2 separate regions of the Homo sapiens genome follow, and region 1 is linked to region 2. Evidence: read pairs that join two places in POLR2A ChIA-PET (ENCODE). Cell type or tissue: Panc1. All regions are shown on one strand. Each heading gives the region's core, and the rest is flanking DNA. Links, peaks and the distances in the headings are about the cores only. Region 1 holds the start of LOC101928126 (a long non-coding RNA gene). Region 2 has its middle 32 kb from the start of LINC00310.

Region 1 (9,433 bases), core at 970-8,969, 240 kb after region 2:
CGCTTCTACATTGTGACAGACGGACGGGGCTATGGTTATTTCCTTAATACAGAGGAAGAAGCTGAGGTTCTTGGGGATGAGGGCCAGTTGAAGGTCATCACAGCCTGAGGGAAGCAGCATCTAGACTCTGTCCAGTGCTGCTTTCCCCCATGAGCACCTCCCTGGTTTTGACCTATCATCTCAGGCTAAAAACCTCAGAATCTTTGGCAGAGAACCACTGTGAAGCTCCACAGTGGGTTGCCTGAGCGCAGTAGTTACATCAGAGAGACGTATTCTTTCTCCAATTCTGCCCCTAGGGAGGCAGCTGGCCTGCCTGCAGGCAGCAGGGAGTGGTGAGGAAATGAAGTAAAACTCAGGGTCTTAACACCAATACTAGAGGTTTTTTTCTCTTTTTATTTCTTTCCCCAGGATTAGTCACCGGGCCATATCCTTTTATCGCAAGAACCCAAATACTCTTAGATTCAACCACGTGAAATCTGCATGTGTGTGGAAGTATAGTGAGTAGAATTTTGTCCCTCAAAAAGATATGTTGAAGTCCTAGTCCCCATACGTGTGACGATGGCTTTATTTGGAAACAGCGTCTTTATCAATGCAATCACATTAATATGAAGTCATACCAGATTAGGGTGGGCCCTGATCCAATGACTAACATCCTTATAAGAAGAGCGACATTTGGACATAGAGACATGGAAGCGACCCAGGGATGAAGGCACGTGGTGACCGAAGCAGAGACTGGAATGATGCAGCTGTAAGCCAAGGAATGCCAAGGAGTGCAGGCAGCCGCTAGAAACCAGGAGCTTTTCCTAGAGCTGTCTTTGGGAGCATGGCCCTGCTGTCACCTTGATTGATTGAAAGAATAATACCCTCTAGAACTGCGAGAGAATCCATTTCCATTGTTTTAAGTCACTCAGTTTGTAGTAAATAGCTCCTGTAGCCCCAGGAAATTACTAATATAGTAAGGGCAAGACTGTTGGATGCTGGTCCTTTCACATGCCACCATCTCACAGTGGGTCAGGAGCCTGTTATGGGTTGCTCAACTTCAGCCATCCACAAGATGCACAGCTGGCCCCAGGGGAAGAGGCAAGCAGCCTTGGCTTGCTGGGCCCCTGGGCTTTGTTGCTCATGGAGCAGGCACCATCTTGGCATCCTTGACGCACAGCAACGGTTACTGGCTCTTGACAGGCCCTGGACAGACCTCAGTCCATGCACTTCTCTCTTCTCTCATGACTCACTCTGCTAGCCAAGAGTTTGGCAAACAGCTTCTACAAAGGGAAGTACATTCACCTTTGTGGGCCACGTGGTCTCTGCCATGACCTCTGAACCCTGCTGCTGTAGTGTGGAAGCAGCCGTAACAATACCTAAATGAGTGAGCATGCTATGTTCCTATAAAACTTTATTTGTGGACATTGAAACTTGAATTTCATATAATTTTCGTGTGCCACAAAATGGTATTCTTGAAAAATTTTTTTCAAATATTCAAATATGTGAAAACCATTCTTAGCTTGCCAAGCAGTACAAAAACAGGCAGCAGTGGCCGGTCACGGTGGCTCATGCCTGTAATCCCAGCACTTTGGGAGGCCGAGGCAGGCGGATCACGAGTTCAGGAGATCCAGACCACAGTGAAACCCCGTCTCTACTAAAAATACAAAAAATTAGCTGGGCGTGGTGGCAGGCAACTGTAGTCCCAGCTACTCGGGAGGCTGAGGCAGGAGAATGGCGTGAACCCGGGAGGCGGAGCTTGTAGTGAGCTGAGATTGTGCCACTGCACTCCAGCCTGGGTGACAGAGTGAGACTCCGTCTCCAAAAAAAAAAGAAACAAAAATGTGAAAACCATTCTTAGCTTGCCAAGCGGTACAAAAACAGGCAGTGGTGGCCAGGTGCAGTGGCTCATGCCTGGCCAGCACTTTGGGAGGCCAAGGCAGGTGGATCACCTGAGGTCAGGAGTTTGAGACCAACCTGGCCAACATGGTGAAACCCATCTCTATTAAAAGCACTAAAATTAGCCGGGCGTGATGGTGGACACCTGTAATCCCAGCTACTCGGGGGGCTGAGGCAAGAGAATCGCTTGAACCCGGGAGGCAGAGGTTGCAGTGAGTCAAGGTCGTGCCTGGGCAACAAGAGCGAAACTGTCTAGGGGGAAAAAAAGTCAGGCAGCAGCCCTGTGGCTATAAATGCTAAATATATCAGATGATCCACAAATTCCTGTCTCCAACTCAGGTGTCTTCTGAGCTTCAAATAACTCCATCTATGTCCACTTGGATGTAGAATGTGTATTAGGTTTTTCAAACGTAACATATTCTAAATACCACTTTTGCTCTCCCTCCCCACCTATACCTATCCCATCCCTGTGGTTTTCAAACATTAGTATACCCCATCTCAGAATTTAAATAACCAATCAGGCCAGGTGCATGGCTCACACCTATAATCCCAGCACTTTGGGAGGCTGAGGCAGGTGGATCACCTGAGGTCAGGAGTTTGAGACCAGCCTGGCCAACATGATGAAACCCCGTCTCTACTAAAAATACAAAAATTAGCCGGGCTTGGTGGCAAATGCCTGTAATCCCAGCTACTAGGGAGGCTGAGATGCGACAATCACTTCAGAAGGCACCAGAAACTCTGCACACCATTTCCCAGTCAAAGATGATGATTCTCGTGACATTATTGTCTCCTCAACCTCTTCCTGTGGGCAGGTACCCGTCCCCAAAGGCGGTTGGATCCAGGCCTGCATTTTCAGAATTAATGGTGCAAGGAGGCAGAGGTTGCAGTGAGCAGAGATCGTGTCACTGCACTCCAGCCTGGGTGACAGAACGAGACTCCATCTCAAAAATTAAAAATAAATAAATAAATCAAAAACAGAATCTCCACATGATTCAGTAATTCCATTTCTGGGTATATATCCAAAACAATTAAAAGCAGGGTCACAAAGAGATAATCGTATACCCATATTTACAGCAATATTATTCACTATAGCAACCCAAGTGTCCATCCACAGGTGAACAGATAAGCTAAATGTAGTCTATGCGTACAATGGAATATTACACAATGTTAAGAAGGAAGGAAAATCTGACACATGCTACAACATGGATGAATATTAAGGACATTATGCAAAGTGAAATAAGTCTGTCACAAAAGGACACACACTGTGTGATTCCACTTAGATGAGATACCCCAAGTACTAACATTTACAGAGACAGAAAGAAAAATGGCGGTTGCCATGAACGAGAGGGAAGAGGAAATGCGAACTGTTGAAATGGCATAGAGTTTTAATTTTGCAAGATGCAGAGAGTTCTGGAGACGGGTTGAACAATGATGTAAATGTATTTAACACTACTGAACTGCATACTTAAAATGGTAAAGGTAGTACATTTTATGGTTTATATTTTATTTTTGTATTTTATATTTTGTATTTTGCCACAATCTTTTCCAAAAATCCAATTCCCTCCTCGTTCTCTGTGCCCCTCTGTGATCCGGCCCTGCCTCCATCTCTGACCTCATTTTCTATGCCGCCTCCTCTACTCCCTCAGCTCCAGCCATTCTGGCTTTCTGGCTAACACCCGTTAAAGCGTTTAACACCCACTAAGGCATTTCCACCTGGAATCTTCTTCCTCCAGAGAGTCTCGTGACTTACCCTTCCACTCCCACAGGATCTGCTCAAGGAGACCTTCCCTCACCACCCTTTCTAGAATGGCAGTCACCCTGACTTTGTTCCTTTTTGCCACACTTCCTAACTTGACATTAGGTTGTTTGTTTATTTAGAGACAGGGTCTCGCTCTGTGGCCCAGGCTGGAGTGCAGTGGTGTGATCACAGCTCACTGCAGCCTCAACCTCCCAGGCTCAAGTGATAAACCCGCCTCAGCCTCCCGAGGCCTCTGGTCCCGAGGGACCAGAGACTCATGCCATCACCCCCAGCTAATTTTTTGATTTTTTTGTAGAGACAGGGTCTTGGTTGCCCAGGCTTATCTTGAACTCCCGAGTTAAAGCAATCCTCCCATCGTCACCTCCCAAAGTGCTAGGATTCCAGGAGTGAGCCATCACACCAGGCTGACATTATAGGTGCAATTGTCTGCTTGTTTATTCTTTCTTCTTGTGAGAGCAGGAGTTTTTGTCTGCTTAGCTTACCACATAGCTCCTGGCACACAGTAGGTGCTCAATAAATACACTGTCTGTGCAATGAGCTGCTGAGAGAATAAATGTGAGCCCTGCAATACAATCTCACATAGAAAGACAAGGGTGGGGGACCCCAGGGACTTCAAATCACCCTCTTACTGCTCAGTAAATGCAACTTTTTCCCTGGACAATAAAGAATGGAATTGTATATGTAAAATACTGAGAGCTCTTAGAGAAAATAGTTACAAAATTCGTAGCAACCCGCACACAGCAAAGCTCAATATTCATGGAATGCAGATCTTTAGTACTGGCATGATTTTAAAATTCAAACATAAGCTGTTTTTCCACGTTCTTTAACCACAAATAAGGCTGCTGGTCTGGGGTCAGGATACCATGGAGTCAGGAGGACTCCTGGGTGACTAGTGCCACCACTCACTTGCAGTGTGACCTTGGGGAAGCCACTGTTCCCTCGCTGGGCCTCCGTTTTCTTTCCAGTCCTAATTAAGGACCAGGTTGCTTCCCATGGGTCACTTCCGACTTGAACATTTTTGCAACTTCAGAAAGTTATAGTTCATTCATTCTTCAAGATTTCTGAGAATTTAAGTTCATCTGAAACTGCTCATTGGTAAGTTTCCTTTTTTTGTCCTTCCATCAATTGGCAATGCAATACAGAAAAACAATTCTACCCAGGAGTAAAACCACAATGATTCATGTCATGTCAAACCCAAATGCAATGGGGAGGGGAGGGAATAGGGATATTTACTCATTCTTGGAATAAGAAGGAGTTTGAACTCAAAACTGCATTATTCACGGTAACATCATTCATCGTGACAAGCTGCTGTGTTTTTCATGAGGTTGTAAGATGTAATTGCTCAGGCATTCAGATGGTATTAGAACGAGGGAGTGTCATCCTATCAATAAAAACAGAACAAACTCTGTCTTTGGGGAGGCCAAGAGTGGGGCTTAAGGGAAGGGCACAGCGAGGGAGACAGAGGCTGGGGCAACAAGCACTGGGGCGGGGGGTGGGGTGGGTGCTGCAGTTCCCCACGCCTAGCCCGCCCTTCCTACAAGCCTGCCCTGGACTCACCATCAGCTGAAATGAAGCAGGAAGTGGAGCAGGGGATCTGTGGGCCCCACAAGCTCAGAGGAAGGAGGGCAGCAGGGACTTTCAGTGCGTGGCTATAGGAAATTTACCAAGTGGAACAGGAGACTCCGAAGAGTTCATGTGCTTTTCCGAAGAAGTGTCCAAAGGCACTTAGGCCAAAAATAGATGAATAGATGAGTGAGTGAGTGAGTGAGTGTACGTGTGTGTACGTGTGTCAGTTCTGGTAATCTACAAAGACAAGACTGGCTTTCCCCAACTTAATCCTCCCACCAACCCCCACACCCCCTTCCGTTCTTGCATGTCTGAGCCTGTCTGTCTGGCAGAGGGAGAGGTGGACCCAGCAGCCTCTGGGGAGAACTAGAAAGGAAGATAAAATAAGGCTAGGAAGTTTGGCCACCCCTGCTCCCCCGAAAAAAGCTGCTATCATCAAAGGGGAAGGGCCATTACACTGATAGTCTACTCTGGCCTCTGTGACCAGAATTTGTTCTTGTGGAATGTAGCCGGAGAATCTACAAGTGAAAACGCAAGGCGTTGTTTTCACCAAGATATAAAAAGCTGTGGCGCCAGCAGCATAGGTGCCCACCACTGCCACTGCTCATCCACCCCACCCCACTGTCACTCATGCACAGATGGCCCTGTGGCCTCGTTTCCTGAGAACCCCAGAGGATGCAGAATCACTCTAGCCCTCTGAAAACTCCTTAGCGCCTTAGCACTGTGAGCAAGAGTGGCATTAGTCATTTGAGGAAGTGGTGGTGACCAGCAAGAGACAACCTTCATTGAAGGCAAAAATGAGGTGATTTCACACTGTTCTGCAGAGAGCAGAGGCCTCTCCCTGAATGCAAATGTTACCATGACAGGAGACAAACACATGGCAGTTCACTGGGTGATAGTGAACAGGTGTGCCTTTGGGTATTCCCAGAAATAACTGGAGTTGGACATATTCAAAGACAACCAACTAAACATCCAGGAAAACATGACGCCATGAGTAGGGCTAGCAGACAAAAGAAACAGACTCACAGAGGTTTCAGATATTCAACTCACTATACACAGACTAAAACAATTCTAGCTACTCTTTTCAAAGAAATAGTCAACAAGTTTGCAAATTCTAACCAGGAACTGGAAACTATAAGAAGTGTCACAGAAGAACTTCTAGAGGTGAAAAGTACAATAACTAAAAATTAAAGAGCATATAAGTCGCTTTAACCACACTTTGAACACAGCTGAATAATTCATATACCAAAATTAAAGCAGAAGAAACACTGAGATTACAGTATAAGGAGACAGAAAGATTAAAAACCAGATGAGAGGGTAATAGAGTACACAGTGAGTCAACCTAACATGCATTTGATGGCGGTATCAAAAGAAGTAAAAGGAGGGAAGGCCCAGAAGAAAATATTTTAATAGGCTGGGAGTGGTGGCTCATGCCTGTAATTCCAGCACTTTGGGAGGACAAGGCGGGTGGATTACCTGAGTTCAGGAGTTCAAGACCAGCCTGGCCCACATGGTGAAACCCCATCTCTACTACAATTACAAAAATTAGCTGGGTGTGGTGGCGGGCACCTGTAATCCCAGCTACTAGGGAGGCTGAGGCAGGTGAATCGCTTGAACCAGGGAGGTGGAGGTTGCAGTAAGCCAAGATCACACCGTTGCACTCCAGCCTGGGCAACAAGAGCGAAACTCCATCTCAAAAAAAAAAAAGAAAGAAAGAAAATATTTTAATATATAATGATGGAAGAAGGAAGGAGGGCGGGAGGAAGGGAAAAAAGAAGGAAAGAGGGAGGAAGGGAGGATGGGAGAAAAGGAGGAAGACAAGGGAGAAAGGGAGGAAGAGAAGGGAGGAAGGGAGGGAGGAAGGAAAGGAAGAAGGGGGATGGGGTGGGAGGAAGGGAGGGAGGGAACGGAAACTTTTAAAGCAGCCTTAGGAAGAAAGAGATCACCTTTAGAGAAGCCATAAATAAACAGTCAACTGACTTTTTTTTAAAGCCACAATGGAATCCAAAAGAAAAGCCTAGATCCTCTACCCATGGAAAATATCCCTCAAGAGGGAAGATGAAATATAGACATTTGCGACAACAAGAAAAACCTACAAATAAAACTCCAAGAGCATTCACCACTAGCAGATCATCATCTTTTAAAAGGAAAAGGAGTGTGGCACCCACAGCTGTGTGGAATGCTGGAGCTGACAATTTGCTTGGAGCTTCCAACAGGGAAATCGCTGCTTGATGACTGGTGTAGACCCATGATCTAGCTACTCTATTCAAAGAAATAGTCGGCAACTTTGCAAATTCTAACCAGGAACTGGAAACTATAGGAAGTGTCACATAGTTGATATAAAAAATGAACTCAATGATCATGGACATCAGTGTGAACCAGATGGACCCCACACATGTCTTGGCACCTCAGAGGCCCCTGGAATGTGTGTGTGTATATATGTGTGTGTGTGTGTGTGTGTGTGTGTGTGTGTGTGTGTGTGTGTGTGTGTGTATATGCCTCCAGGAAAAACATTGGACCCCTAAAATGACATGGGAAAACAGGGGCTCGAAGCAGGAGGTAAATTCAGCTAGAGGATAATAAAGTTATGCTTCTTGTGGTGCACAGACTACTGAAGGCAGGCTTTGCAGAGAGCTTGGAAACCTCCAGAGTTGCATCTTAGCCACCCTTTTGAGTTACTAGGGGAGTCAAAGAACATAAGCCCTCTTAAAGCACCTGAAAGGCAAGGAAAGCCATACAGATTTGAGGCAATGATCATACTTGAAATCACTCCCTTAAAGTGACTGAAAGAGTATCAGTTGGGCTCAAGCAATTAAACAATTGTCAAATGCATCAAGCATCTGTGATATGAATTCACAGGCACATCTGAGGAAGAGCCCAACAGTAATTCCTCATCTTGTGGCTGGACCTTGGGAGGACCCTTGGAATTCCCTGGGAGAGCTCTTATCTAGGACTGGCCCCCTCTCCTGCCAGGAGCCACCTTCAGAGACTGAGGGACTGTGAGTTCCTTCTCCCTAGCTCCTCCCTCGTAATTCCCAACATCTCTGACCACTGGCAGCTCTCCCCAGAGGCTGGAGGGCTACTGATGATTCCACGGAAGTGACTGCATGCACCGATCCTAACCCCCGATAACTCTAAGGATGCTAGGTAGGAATCTCCTTCCCAGGATCATAAAACTTGGTGGAGAGGAGGGGTTTGAAAAAGATTAATAACCTGCTAAGGACGTGACCAGACTGCCTTATTGAAAACAAGGGACTTGTGTGTGTCTTCTCTTCCCATTAACATCCCAACTGCCTGGTGAACAACCAGCTCGAGGAAAAGAAAAAGGAGATTTGCTGCTGTTGCTAGGACTAGGGCCCCAAATACATTAAGGCCCTTGATGGGGGAGTTAAGCCTGCCACCGTCCAGCGTTATGGGGTAAGCAAGCACTATCAGGTCTCTAAGTGGTAAACATAATTTTCCCACATGGGAGACACTAATCCACATCATGCTGAAAGCAAAGTTATAAAGTGCGGCTGTCCCACCCCACCCACCCCACCCCATCTCGGTCATGAGCATCCAGGTGCCTTTTCTTTTTAGAGACAGGGTGTCATTCTGTCACCCAGGCTGGAGTACAGTAGTGTGATCATAGCTCACTGCAGCCTCGAACTTCTGACTCAAGCCATCCTCCCACCTGCCTCCTGAGTAGCTGGAACCACAGGCACATCCCATCATGCTTGGCTCAGTTGCGTTTATGAAGCTTCTTCCACTCGGCTCTGAGCCTTGCTCCTGGAGTCATCCTTCGGCCAGGGCTGCTGGCACCTGAAGCCACTCTGGCCCCTGAACATCCCCCAGCCACACTAGTCCTGGCTCTCTTCTTCACGATGTCCATCAGGCAGAGACCAGCCAATGGGAGGTCAGACCCACCCTCCTCTGAACTCAGTGACATGTATGGGCTTTCATTATGTGCCTCTTCACAAATTTTATCTTTTTTCATTTTTGTGTCCCTTAGGATAGGAATTCCTAGCTCTACTTAATAGATGAGTGTGGGGCCGGGCATGGTGGCTCACGTCTGTAATCTCAGCACTTTGGGAGGCCAAGGTGGGGGAATCACCTGAGGTCAGGAGTTCAAGACCAGCCAGGCCAACATAGTGAAACCCCATCTCTACTAAAAGTACAAAAAGTAGCCGGGCGTGGTGGCAGGCGCCTGTAATTCCAGCTACTTGGGAGGTTGAGGCAGGAGAATTGCTT
Region 2 (9,433 bases), core at 647-8,646:
TTCATAATAAATGATAAATAGTCACTTCCCAAGCCACTCCCCAGTCCTCCTAACTCCCCCACAACCCAGGACTTCCCAGACCTTCCCATGGTCTAGAACCTAATGGGTCAACACCCAGTACAGCAAAAGCCAGCCTCCCAGACTCCTGTCCACCCCGTTGGTCGTGCCCATGCGGAACCAGCTGTTAAATATTCTATCATTCCTATGTGTAGGGTGTACACATATGCATATGCACCCAAAAGAAAAAAACAAAAGGCCATATTTTGCTGTACTGGGTGTTGACCTATTAGTTTCTGAACCATAAGAAGGTCTGGGAAGTCCTGGAGAGAGACTGGGTAGCTGGGGAATTAGGATAGTTGGGAAGTGGCTCAGAGAAATGACCAAACACAGTGTTCATCTCAGCATTGGAATTATTTTTATTAACTGTCTGGGGTATCAGTTACCCCACATACAAAGTAGTTTTATTTAATTAGCATTATTTAATTACCCACGTATCAGTAGCTTTATTAACTACTTTGTGTGTTTTCATATTTCCCCCTTTTTTAACAGTGAAAATGTCTTACTTATCAAAAAACAATAATACTTGTTAAGAAATAAAGAGTTTGGTGAATCCATGAATAGATTGCTTTTTCATCCACTGTCCCCTATGCCCCCCAACCAGCATCTGGCCCATCCCTAATCTCTATTTGGAATACCAAAGCCACTCAAGCAACCATATCCCTCAAAATCAAGCAGCATCTGATCTTGATATCAATAACCAGATTTTTGTTCTTGACAGCCAGTTCAGCTTCGGGAGGAAGCGTGTCAGACAGCAACATCCCTGCATGCTTTGAGGATGCCAGGCAGGCAGAAAGGACAAATCTGGAGGCTCCTTAGTCCTGCTCACTGGGTGGGTCTTCTACTGTTTCTGGGAGTGCAAATTGCTGCAGCTTTTTTTGGAAAGCACTTCAAACTTGTCCATCAAAAGCTCAAAGGCGCATACCTTCAGCCCAGCATTTAACCTACAAATCTGCTCACACACTTAACAAAAAGATGTCTGCACAAGTATGCTCCCTAAATTGTTTTTGTAAATAGCACACATATGGGAAAGAAACCCTACATCTATTAATGCACAGGAAATCCACTACAGCTGCTGAAAACACGAGGGAAGGCTACATGTGCTGATACGGAAAAATATCCAAAATGCATTGATGAATTTTTTTCAATCTGCAGAACATGTATACTATGATTTCATTTGGTTTTTTTTAAAAAAAGAAGAAATCTGTATCTACAAATATAACATTTCTGGAAAGGTTTGTGAGAAGCTGTTAGCAGTGAGGACTTATGGGAATAGGAGGGGGAGACTAGGGAGACTGCTTAGGGCTCTTTTTCTTTCCACTTTACAGCCTTTTGTAGTGTTTAAGCTTTTTGTCATGAGTAACAATAATTTTTAAAAATCTGCTTCCTGACGTTTTAGCCCAAGCCTAGGCAAAACAACAGCTACAGCCCAGTGAGCTAGCGAGTGGGTAATTTACGTGTCAGGGGATTTGCCCACGGAATGACTTCCATCCTAGCAGTCAAGGTCACCTCAGGGCAAGGCCTCTCAAACTTTCCACAGAAGTACCCCCGATGACAAAATAGAACAAACATGTAACCTCAGGGGATGAAGGCAATTGGCCCAAATCTCTGTCGCAAACAAAATTTCTTTAGTGTTCAGACTATCTTAAAAATTAAGGCAAATTTCAAATTTTTACTCAATAATAGAGTCATATTTAATTTATTGTAAAAAAAAATGTTCTCTTCAAATCTCACTTATGGATGTCTGGACATTATGTTGGTAAATCCCTCAATCCTGTTTCACACATTAAAATTCTGGATAAAACTTAACAAGAAAAAAATGTATTCATAGCCTCCAAGGCGTGAAAAGTGAAAGTGATGATAGGAGCTCAAGACGAGGGACGTATGGAAAAGTGGGACTTGACATAGGCTGGGAGGTGCAGATTTAATGCCCACATGAGAAACGAGCCTGGGCAGAATCTAGTGTGTGCACAGGAAGTGCTGTGCCAAAGAGCTAAAATTCATAGGATTTTAGGTTTCATAAACTGCTGCTTCTAACTTAAAATAAGAAACATGGATAAGAAAAATTCTACTCACCAGGATGAGAAGTCACAAGGAAGCTTGCCATCCACTTGCAACTTGGGGAAGAAAAAGAGAAAAATACTAGAAATCAGAATCCAGGCCAGGGCTGTTAGGATAGTGACTTACCACTACCTGCCTAGCACGATGGCCTCAAGCCACAAATCAATGTAAAAAGTAGTTCAGAACTCAAGAAATCCACAAGGACCACGTTAGAGAAAAATGCAAACCAATTCTGTAGAGGTGATCCCCAAACCCAGGGAATAGGGCCTTACCATAAAAATATGAGCCACACTAAAGATAAGCAGAAATAACAAACTATTTGAGGAAATGAATCACCATGAGGGAAAATCCACAGATCCAATAAATAGGAATAATTGCATATCAAGAACCAAAGATAATAGGACAATATGTTTAAATTTAACATGTTTTAATATGTTTAAATAGATAAAGGAAGAAATTTAATATGTTTAAATTGATAAAGGAAGATTTTTAATATGTTTAAACAAAGGCCGGGCACAGTGGCTCACGCCTGTAATCCCAGCACTATGGGAGGTGGAGGCAGGTGGATCATGAGGTCAGGAGTTCGAGACCAGCCTGGCCAACATAGTGAAACCCCGTCTCTACTAAAAATACAAAAATTAGCCATGCATGGTGGCAGACGCCTGTAATCCCAGCTACTCGGGAGGCTGAGGCAAGACAATCACTTGAATCCAGGAGGCAGAGGTTGCAGTGAGCCGAGATTGTGCCATTGCATTCCAGCCTGAGTGGCAGAGTGAGACTCCATCTCAAAAAAAAAAAAAAAAGTTTAAACAGATAAAGGGAGAAACGTAAACAGAATGAAAATAAAACAGGCATATTATCAAAGGACCAAACAGAAGTCTGAGAGAGAACACACATATATTTTCTATAAGAAAGTACAATTGAGGTACTGAATAGGATATCTGCCATAAATGAGGACAGTATTAGGAAACTGGAAGATGGCTGGATGCAGTGGCTCATACCTGCAATCTCAGCATTTTGTGAGGCCGAGGCAAGAGGATTGCTTATGGTCAAGAGTTTGAGACCAGCCTAGCCAATATGGCAAAACCCCATCTCTACTAAAAATACAAAAATTAACTGGGCTTGGTGGTATGTGCCTGTAATTCCAGCTATTAGGGAGGCTGAGACACAAGAATCACTTGAACCCAGGAGGCAGAGATTACAGTGAACTGAGATTGAGCCACTGCACTCCAGCCTGGGCAACTAAGCAAGACTCTCTCTCCAACAACAACAACAAAAAGAAACTGGAAGGTTAGACAAACTTACCCAACATGCCTCAAAAAATAAAGACATGGAAAATATGAGAGAGAAGAAACATGAACATTTAAATGAGAAGAACCAACATATGTCTAAGAGGAGGTCCAATACAGAAAAGAAGGAATTGGGCAATATTCAAAGAGGTAATGACTGAGAACTCTTGAATATTGAAGTAAGATATGAAGCCTCAGTTTAAAAAGTATACCAAAACATAAGAAGGATAATTCAAATAACTACATGCTGAAATACATCATAGGAAACTACAGAATACCACAGGCAAAGAGAGATAGACATTAAAGCTGAACAACGCAAGTGTGAAAACATTAACAAGGTTGAAGGAGAACTAAGTTACATAATAAATAAGGAAAAAAAAAAACAAGAGACCATATTGTCAAGTGACCACAAAACCTCAAAATTTTCGAAAAACAAAAATAGAACAAAAAAATTTCTTTAATGACAATGTAGAAATAACATCAGAAATTAAAAAAGCAAAAAGCAATTACTATGTGAATAATTTTAAGTACTCTTTTAAACAATTCTTGAGTCAAAGAAAAAAATGCAAACATTAACACAAAATAACAGAAGATGGTAATAAGGAAGACACTGCCATCAGTACCTATAGCCATACAGCTAAAGCAGTACTTGGTGAAAATGCAGAGCCTTATTTAACTGTATTAATAAGCATAAAAAAATTTAAAAAGTGAATGAAACAACATAATAAATAAGTCAGAAAAAAGCAACCACATGAACCGAAGGATAGGATGGCTGAATGAATAAGTTAACTATGAAAAAGTTAGAATAGGATGATTATAAACCAGAATGGGCATAGTGGCTCACGCCTGTAATCTCAGTACTTCAGGAGGCCAAGGCAGGTGGATCGCTTGAGGCCAGGAGTTTGCCACCAGCCGGGCTAACATAGCAAAACCCCATTTTTACTTAAAAAAATACAAAAAATTAGCCAGGCATGGTGGCATGCACCTGTAGTCACAGCTACTTGGAGGCTGAGGCACAAGAACTGCTTGAACTGGAGAGGCAGAGGTTGCAGTGAGATCATGCCACTGCACTCCAGCCTAGGCGACAGAGTGAAACTAAAAAAAAAAAAAAAAAAAGAAATTATAAAATAGAAGACTATAGACCTAACTGATAAATAATGCAACAGCTGTTTCATTGAAAAACAAAATAACAATGCAATATATAAACTTCTGGCTAACAAAATCAAGAAGAAGGAAGAAAGTAAATATATAAAATGAGATTAAATAAATTCAAACAACCAGAGAAATCATGGAAATTAAATAAATTATACAGAATTACTTTTTTCAACATAATAAAAATAAATCTTCAAATATATGGATAAAAAGGACAATGTCCCAGAATTGAGCTGTTCAATACAGTAGCCACTAGCCAAATGTGAAAATTGAACACTTAAAATGGAATTAGTATAAACTGAGATGTGTTGTAAGCACAAAATGCCACTAAATTTCGAAGATTTAATAAAGCAAAAAAGAGTTTTTCATTAAAAATTTCAATTGATTACATGTTGAAATTATAATATGTTAGATACATTTGGTTCAATAAAATATTATTTAAAATAATTTCATCTGCTTTTTAAAAACTTTTAAAATATGGCTACCAGAAAAATGTGAAATTATACAGATGGTCCTTAACTTACAATGGTGTGAAAGCAATACACATTCGGTAGATAAAATGCTTCAAGTATACCCATACAACCATCCTGTTTTTCACTTTCAGGAGAGTATTCAATAAATTACATAAAATATTTAACACTTTATTATAAAATAGCCTTTGTATTAGATGATTTTACACAACTGTAGGCTAATGTTAGTGTTCTGAGCAAGTTTAAGGTAGGCTGTGCTGTTATAATGTTCAGTAGGTCAGGTAATGTTAAACTCATTTTGACTTATGATATTTTCCATTTACAATGGCTTTATTATAAGTTGCCTCTGTTTATATAGGCAACTTATGTTGCCTCTGCCTATATATAGCTTTATATTTATATTGTATAATATAAATATGCACTGTACAACTTATATTGTACAATGCCGTAAAAGAAAATATAACTTGTTAAAACACACTAGAAGAATGAGAAGATCTAATAAACTAATACCCATAGAGAAACAAAGAAATTTTCCCAAAAGATTCTCCCTGCCACCCTCCGCCAATAAAAGCTCCAAACCAAGTTCATTTCTCATTAAAGAGCAGTAGGTCCAATGGTATTTAAACTGTGCCAGAGCATTTTTAAGAGAAAAATGTTCAAATGCTCTTTCTGAAATAACCGCAATAGAAAGCCTAACAACGACTGCACACAAAAATTCATAAATTAATTTCACTTATGGATACTGAAGCAACAAACAAACGAACCAACAACAACAAATACTAAATATAAAAGACTGATAAACAGGATACTTGGCCTTCTTGTACTCTACATACTTGTGGAATACCGTAGGTCAGAAAGATCAACAATCTGTAATAACAACCAGGTAAATGAGAAATAATCATACTCTAAAGACAGTAGAGAATCACGGAAACAACAAGGACTAGGTAAAGAAAAATTCCAGAAGAGGAAGAGCTCATCCTAGATGAGCTGAATGTGAGCTAATAATCAGCCTGCCTCAAACAGAGGAACTCTACATGGGAAGAGAAGCCAGCAAAGCTTTCAGCTAGTGCAATGGATTAGAAATTACAAGAGCCCAAAATACAAAGCAATTTTTTCCCATGAGACATTTGCTAAGTTCTGGGGTGTCCCGAGGGGAACAGGGTCAGAAAGGCAGAGTGAAATATTCTTCAGTCTTGTAGGTGTTTAGGAAACGAACTCTCATCAGAGGGAGAAGCCTGCAAAATACATGGCCAGTCTTCCCCTCAAGACATTTGCCAAATTTTAACTTTCTTGGGATGATCGTTTAGCTCAAAACCTCCAAAAGACAGGACTTTCCAGGCAAATCAGGGGTGAAAATCATCTACTAAAGTAGAATCCAGCCTCAAGCCCACCCAGTCCCTGATTGGATTGAAACAATCCTCTTTTCATCTTATCTGCCTAAAAGAAGGAAAAGGCAACCCTCAGTGGTAGAGATATCATCTGCAGACTTTATGATTCTGAAAAAATATGAAAAATGAGTCAGGCATGGTGGCTCATGCCTGTAATCCCAACACTCTGGGAGGCCAAGGTAGGTGGGCAGATCACCTGAGGTCAGGAGATTGAGACCAGCCTGGCCAACAGGGTAAAACCCCATCTCCACTAAAAATACAAAAACTAGCCGGGCATGGTGGCAGGCGCTTGTAGTCCCAGCTACTCAGGAGGCTGAGGCAGGAGAATTGCTTGAACCTGGGAAGCGGAGGTTGCAGTGTGTCGAGATAACGCCATTGCACTCAGCCTGGGTGACAAGAGCGAAACTCCATCTCAAAAATATATATATATATGAAAAATGTGTTAAAGAAAACAATTATAATCCATGAATGTAACAATTAGAATATACTCAAGTGGACATTCCACAACTAAAAATACAATGGCTGAAATTAAGAACTTGTTGGCTTTGAAAGAAAACTATACAAAGCAAAAGACAGGATTAGTAAACCAAAAAACAATATAAAACACAGAGAGAAAAATGAATGGAAATAACAAAATAAAACATAAGTGAAATTTGGGACACAGTCAAAAGATCTAATAAATGCCTAAATGGAGTCAAGAAAGAGAGAATAGAGAGGTAAGGGCACGGCAATATTTGAAGAGATAATAGCCAAGAACTTTCCAACACACTGATGAAAGATGTCAACCCATTGATCCAGAGTCTCAGTGATCCACAGGGAAGGTAAATAAAAAGAAAATCACACCAAGACATATCTGAGTTAAACAGCTGAAGACCAAAGATGAATAAGAAAACCTCAAAGGCAGCTAGAAAAAAAAAAGTAGCCCAGGCACAGTGGCATACGTCTGTAATCCCAGCCTTTGGGAAGCCAAGGTGGAAGGATTGCCTAAGCCCAGAATTCAAGACCAGCCTGGGCAACTGATACAGTTTGGCTGTGTCCCCACCCAAATCTCACCTTGAATTGTAATAATCCCCATATGTCAAGGGCAGGGCCAGGTGGAGATAATTGAATCATGGGGGCAGTTTCCCCCATACTATTTTCATGGTAGTGAATAAGTCTCATGAGATCTGATGATTTTATAAATGGGAGGTCTCCTGCACAACCCCTCTTGCCTGCTGCCATGTAAGATGTGCTTTTGCTCCTCATTCGGCTTCTGCCATGATTGTGAGGCCTCCCCAGCCATGTGGAAGTATGAGTCAATTAAACCTCTTTCCTTTATAAATTACCCAGTCTCTGGTATGTCTTTATTAGCAGCATGTGAACAGACCAATACAGCAACATAGAAAGACCCCACTTACACACACACAAAAAAACCCTTTTTTTAATGAGCCTGTGGTCCTGGCTACTCAGGAGTCTGAGGTGAGAAGACTGCTTGAGCCCAGGAGGTTGAGGCTGTAGTGAGCCATGATTACACCACTGCTCTCCAGCCTGGGTGACAGAGGAAGACCTTGTCTCAAAAAAAAAAAAAAGTATATTAACTTGAAGAGAGCAATAGTTAACACTGATGGTTGACTTTTTCAACAGAAAGCATGAAAGCCAGAAGACAATGGAATTATATCTTTAAAGTGTTAAAGTAAAATATCAAGTTAGGATGCTATATGTAGCTAAAGGTTCTTTAGATCTGAAGGCAAAATAAAAATAAATGCAGGGGGGGAAAAGCTGAGAAAACTCATCCTCAGTGGAGAAGCACTACATGAAATACTACAGAACAATTTTTTTCAAGCTGAAGAAAAATGTTTCCAGATAGAAGCACAGAACTTGAGGAAGGAACACACAGCACTGAAAAGAATAAACATGTAGGAAAAGATTTAAAAATATTTTCTGTCTGAAGCAAAAAAGATAATAATGTCTTATGAGCTTTATGACACATGTCAAGTTAAAATTATACAATACCCCAAGTACATCAGTCTGTTCTCGAACTGCTTTAAAGAAATACCAGAGACTGGGTAATTTATAAAGAAAAGAGGTTTAATTGGCTCATGGTTCTGCAGGCTGCATGGGAAGTGTGACAGCATCAGCTTCTGGGGAGACCGCAGGAAACTTACAGTCATGGCAGAAAGTGAAGGGGAAGCAGACACGTCTTACATGATCAAAGCAGGAGGAAGAGAGAGAGAGGGTGAAGGTATCACACACTTTTACACAACCAAATCTGGTGAGAACTCACTCACTATACAGTACCAAGGGGGGACAGTGCTAAACCATTCATGAGAACTCTGCCCTCATGATCCAATCACCTCCCACCAGGTCTCACCTTCAACACTGGGGATTACAATTCAACATGAGATTTGGGTGGGGTCACCATGTGTGGGAGGGAGTAATGGACTTAACCTGTCATAAGGTTATTGCATTATTATTAATTAAGAAGTAAAAGTAACTTAAGGTAGAAAGTAATAAGTCAAGCATACATAATGAAATCTTTAGGGCAATCACACAAAGTATAACTAAAAAGCTAATAGATAAGAACATAGAATAGAAAAATACACGATTAATCCTCAACCATGACTGATGCTTTATTCTTTCTTCCTTTCATTTTGTTGATTTATATTTTGAATGATGTTATTAGATGCATATAAGTTTCAATTCTTAGATATTCTTGTCAAATTGATCACTTTATTATAACAAAGCATCTCTTTTTCTCTCTAGTAATATTTCTTCCCCTAATGTACGGTTTTCTGATATTAACATAGCCACACAAAATTTGTTTGGGTCAATATTGCTTGGTACAACATTTTTCATTCTTTTATTTTCATCCTAACTTTGTCCTTCTATTTAGTATGTATTCACTGTAAACAGTATACACATGGGTCTCAACACTTTTCATTTAATCCAACAAGCTTTTCTTTTAATTGGAGTGTTTTGTATTTATATTTAGTTACTGGTATAAGTGCATTAAGTCCTACCATGTTGGTATTTATTT

The links. Peaks named below come from ENCODE experiments on the same cell type or tissue, not always from the same donor. Only the 100,000 strongest peaks of a DNase experiment are listed, where the experiment ranks them.
Region 1: POLR2A ChIA-PET joins it to region 2 with 13 read pairs; 4 of 35 experiments call an interaction of 5 or more read pairs at or near these places.

Annotation. Positions count from the first base shown.
Region 1 is chr21:33,972,313-33,981,745 of GRCh38, reverse strand. It overlaps LOC101928126 (a long non-coding RNA gene), which reads right to left and starts at 5,364. Exons shown (of 2, transcript NR_134561.1): 1 at 5,195-5,364; 2 at 4,055-5,018. RefSeq lists enhancers at 5,067-5,596, 4,668-5,867, 9,377-9,433. In Panc1, for the core only: no CTCF peak of the experiment used is centred there; DNase peaks (open chromatin) are centred at 4,925 and 5,245; H3K27ac peaks cover 4,592 bases.
Region 2 is chr21:34,208,241-34,217,673 of GRCh38, reverse strand. No RefSeq gene overlaps it. Among named protein-coding and RNA genes, the nearest start is that of LINC00310, 32 kb to the right of the region's middle. In Panc1, for the core only: no CTCF peak of the experiment used is centred there; no DNase peak of the experiment used is centred there.